2 separate regions of the Homo sapiens genome follow, and region 2 is linked to region 1. Evidence: chromatin loops called from intact Hi-C (ENCODE). Cell type or tissue: GM12878. All regions are shown on one strand.

Evidence for each region. A loop is a pair of places that touch in the nucleus more often than their neighbours do. Peaks named below come from ENCODE experiments on the same cell type or tissue, not always from the same donor. Only the 100,000 strongest peaks of a DNase experiment are listed, where the experiment ranks them.
Region 2: a loop joins it to region 1, with 5 times the contacts of the local background. A loop is called at or near these places in 1 of 110 quality-filtered maps.

What each region holds. Positions count from the first base shown.
Region 1 is chr10:89,958,810-89,961,309 of GRCh38, reverse strand. No RefSeq gene overlaps it. Among named protein-coding and RNA genes, the nearest start is that of LINC01375, 2.7 kb to the right of the region's middle. In GM12878, no CTCF peak of the experiment used is centred here; DNase peaks (open chromatin) are centred at 1,419 and 1,529; H3K27ac peaks cover 269 bases.
Region 2 is chr10:90,046,400-90,048,899 of GRCh38, reverse strand. No RefSeq gene overlaps it. Among named protein-coding and RNA genes, the nearest start is that of LINC01375, 90 kb to the right of the region's middle. RefSeq lists an enhancer at 1,254-1,403. In GM12878, no CTCF peak of the experiment used is centred here; a DNase peak (open chromatin) is centred at 1,519; H3K27ac peaks cover 2,458 bases.

The DNA.
Region 1 (2,500 bases):
GCTGTCTGTGGACGCCTCTTTTCTTAGAAGCAGCCCAATACCCTCGATATCACCCCGACCTATTAGCCATAGGCAAGGCCACAGCAAGCTCTTAAATCTCCCTCTCTAGCACCCCCTTACACTGTCCTCTTTCTCTTCCCTCAATCACTCAAATCTCCTACTTCAGTCTTGTCTGACCCAAGTATTTATTCTTTTGTTTGGATCGGATCAAGCTTCATTGCTGGGCCCTTTGGATTTGATGCCTGGGAACATCCTTTGGTTCTCCAGCCATTACTTTGGTTTCTTAACTCAATTCTCCTTTCTTCTACCCTCAGCTGAGGGCCAGCTCCACACTCAGGAACCCCAGCCTGGGCAGAATTCAAGGACTTTTTTGATAAGAAGACAAGTACAGACACACTCCTGAAGATTATACATTTCTTTTTTTTTTTTTTTTTTTTTTGAGACGGAGTTTCACTCTGTCGCCCAGGCTGGAGTGCAGTGGCGCGATCTCGACTCACTGCAAGCTCCGCCTCCCGGGTTCACGCCATTCTCCTGCCTCAGCCTCCCGTGTAGCTGGGACTACAGGCGCGCGCCACCATGCCCGGCTAATTTTTGTATTTTTAGTAGAGACGGGGTTTCACCGTGTTAGCCAGAATGGTCTTGATCTCCTGACCTCGTGATCCGCCCGTCTCGGCCTCCCAAAGTGCTGGGATTACAGGCGTGAGCCACCGTGCCCGGCCTATACATTTCTTTATGTCTACATCTCCTGGGATAATATTTTGAGTAAAGGAAAGAAAGAAAGAAAAATGTAGCCAACTACTTATCCCTCCCGCTATCAGCCATGCACAGCATAGATGAAGTAGGTGAGTAGATTACTAGACTGATCTCTTTCCCCTGCTCCCCACATTATTAACTTTTGGGAGTCATTCTTCTGAACAGTCACAGACTCTGTCAAAGACGATGTCTAAACAGCAGTGAATTAACAAGTTGGAAAACGTACCCATCAGATGAAGCCTTGTCTTTGTCTTGCCAGATCAACCAGTTTATTGTTTTTCACTAAGTTAACTGGGATGGCTGCTTTTGACAATAAGAAGGCACAGCTTGAAAGTGACTTGGCTTTGTTCAGTGAAATGATGAGTTTATTTGAAAACAAGAAAAAGCAGCATAGATTTGAACCCTATCCTCCCCTAAAAGTAGCTCCGTATGCCTTATGTAGGAATGGGTACAATCTTGGTGTTCAGAGAGAATGTGGTGAGTTTTTTCAGGCGATATAAGAAAACTATAATAACTTGTGACAGGGCAGAGATCGTCACAGAAAGATATCCTTAATTAGCCCCAATCTAATGCTGAGTCATTCGAGGGCATCAATTACTCATAATAGGAAGAAGTCCAAGAATCGTAACCAATCATCAATCAACATTTGCTGAGAATTTTCTCTGTAATCAGAACAATAATAGGAGTGCCTATGAGAAAGGAAAGACTCAAACCCTGACCTCAAATGGCCTGCAATTACTTGAGCCAAGACAGGCAACATAAAATATAAGGGAGGAATACAGGATTATATAGACCTCATAGGATGTAAGCTCCATTCTTCAGTAGAAATCTGGCTTTATGTGTAGGGCTATTCACAGGACTAACCTCTCACAGATGGCACGTTATAAGAATTCTCAGCTGTGGAAAACAGAGGTGGCTTCCATTTGTTTTCAGTTCTGTTACCTAGGTCTCTACTCTCATTTACACTTCCTTTATTTCTATGCCCACTACCGAAATCTTATCTGTGTGACACATGGGTCACACAATTAAAACTGCCACTATACTACATCTCCAGACTGCTCTGCACTTGAGAATTTCACGTATAATTTCATGTGCTGAAGAAATCATTAATGTTCCTAATGCATAAATGAAGAAATTGAAGCTCAAAGACTTTGTTTATTGTTTTCAAGACTGGCTGAGCAGTACAGTCACTTAGGAAGCTTTTTTTAAAAAAAATAATTTAATTAAATTAAAAAATTCTTGCCCACCTCAAAAGCACAGTAGATTAATTTGTTATAAATTACTAATTTGAGGGGAAAACTGGTTTGTCATAAGACACACAGCCTTAATATGGCAAAACCAAGAATCAGATCTCTAGTTCCTGTCTCCAAACTCAGCCAAACCATTCTACATCCTACAGTCAGACATTGCTTCACAAAGGACATTCATCTATATCTTATGTGATCCATGTTGTGTCACATGTGAAGGCTAGTCAAGGTACACTCTGGTGGGATTGCTGTGTGAGTATTTAAAAGTCTGTGCATGTGAGTTTTACCACACTCAGAATTAGAAGGTAAAAGCCCAGATTTTCAAGGAACTGAAAGGAATAAGACTTATTATCAGTTTGTCAATATTTTATGTAAAAGAGATGATGGAGAAAGAATTTCACAAGCTACCAATGAAAAAAGTTTTTTAAGAAATCTTTGAAAAACAAGGTTGTTGATGAACTGGAATTTCACTTTTAGTTCTCTCAAACCCCTATCTCATC
Region 2 (2,500 bases), 88 kb before region 1:
CTGTTTTTATATCAGAAATAACAGACTTTAAACCAACAACAGCAAAAAATGACAAAGAAGGGCATTACATAACAACAAAGGGTTCAATTCAAGTTAAGTCAAGAAGAGTTAACTACTTTAAATATATATACCCAACATTGGAACACCAGATTCTTAAAGCAACTACTTCTAGACCTACAGAAAGACTTAGACACCAAGAAAATAATAGTGCAGAACTTCAACCCCTCACTGATGCTCTTAGACAGATCAATTGAGGCAGACAACTAACAAAGAACTTCTGGACCTAAATTTGACACTTGACCATTGGATCTAATAAACATCTACAGAATGTTTCACCCATTAAACACATTTGTCTCAATAGTACACAGAACATACTCTAAAACTGACCACATGCTCAACCATAAAGCAAGTCTCAATAAATTTAAAAAAAGTGAAATCATACCAACCATATTCTCAGAATACAGTGGAATAAATATTAAAATCAATATCAAGAAGATCCCTCAAAACCACAAAATTACATAGGAATTTAACAAATTGCTCATAAATCACTTTTGGATAAACAATGAAATTAAGTCAGACATCAAATTATTCTTTGAAACAAATGAAAACAGAGGCAAAACATATCAAAATCTCTGGGATGCAGCAAAAGCAGTGTTAAGAGGAAAGTTTATAGGGCTAACACACCAACCTCAAAAAATTAGAAAAATTTCAAATTAATGATTTAACATCACGCCTAGAGTAACTAGAAAACACAAGAACAAATTGACCCCAAAGCTAGCACACACACACACACAAAATAACTAAAATCAGAGCAGAACTGAATGAAATTCAGATCCAAAAATCCATACAAAGAATTGACAAAACCCAAGTTAATTCCTGAAAAGGATAAACAAGGCTGATAGACTTCCAGCTAGATTAATAAAAGAGAAAAAGAGAGAAGGTCCAAATAAGCACAATCAAAAATGACAAAGGTGACATTACAACTAATACCACAAAAATACAAAAGATCCTCAGAGACTATTATGAACACATCTGTGCACACAAACTAGAAAATCTAGAGGAAATGGATAAATTTCTGGAAACACACATCTCAAGATTGAATCAGGAAGAAATTGAAACCTTGAAGCAACTGATATTAAGTTCTGAAGTTTAATCATTAATAAAAAACCTACAAACACAAAAAAGCCTCAAACAAAATGGACTCACAGCCGAATTCTACCACGTGTACAAAGAAGAACTGATACCAATTCAAGTGAAACTATTCTAAAAAATTGAGGAAGAGAGACTCTTCACTATCTCATTCAATGAAGCCAACATCACCCTGATACCAAAACCTGGAAAAGACACAACAACAAAAAAAAGAAAACTACAGGCCAATACCTCTGGTGAACATAGACAAAAATATCCTCTACACAATACTAGCAAACTGAATCCTGCAGCACATAAAAAAGTTAATTCACCACAATTAAGTAGGCTTCATGCCTGGTATGCAAGTTTGGTTCAACATACACAAATCAATAAATGTGACTCACCACAAAAGCAGAATTGAAACCCGAAACCATATCATCATCTTAACAGACACAGAAAAAGCCTCCAATAAAATCCAGCATCCCTTCATGACAAGAACTGTCAACAAAATAGGCATCAAAGGAACATATCTCAAAATAGTAAGAGTCATCTATGACAAACCCACAGCCAACATTATATTGAAGGGGCAAAAGCTGGAAGCATTCCCCTTGAGAACTGTTAACAAGACAAGTATATCTCTTCTTACCACTCCTGTTCAACATAGTACTGGAAGTCCTTGCCAGAGCAATTAACTGAAAGAAATGAAGAGCATTCTAATAGAAAAAGAAGCCAAGCTACCTCTTTTCACTGATGATATGACTTTATACCTAGAAAACCATAAAGACTAAGCCAAAGGGCTCCTGGAACTGACAGACAACTTCAGTAAAGTTTCAGGATACAAAATCAATGTACAAAACTGAGTAGCATTTCTGTACACCAATAATGCTCAAGCTGAGAGTATAATCAAGAATGCAATGCAATTTACAATAGCCACAGACAAAATGTAAAATGCCTAGGAATGTATCTAACCAAGGAGGTGAAAGATTTCTGCAAGGAGAAAAACAAAACACTGCAAACATATCATAGATGGAAAACACCGAAAAAAATCATAGTGACACGAACAAATGGAAAACTAGTCCAGGCTCATGAAATGGAAGACTCAATATTATTAAAATGGCCATACTGGCCAAAGCAATCTAGAGATTCAACACTATTTCTATCAAACTACAAATTTCAGTTTTCACAGAGTTAGAAAAACATCCTAAAATTTATATGGAATAAAAAGAAAGAGCCAAAATAGCAAAAGCAATCCAAGCAAAAACAACAAAACTGGAGGCATCACATTACTTAAGTTCAAACTATACTATAAGGCTATACAGTAACCAAAATAACACAATAGTGGTACAAAAACAAACCCACAGACCAACGGAAA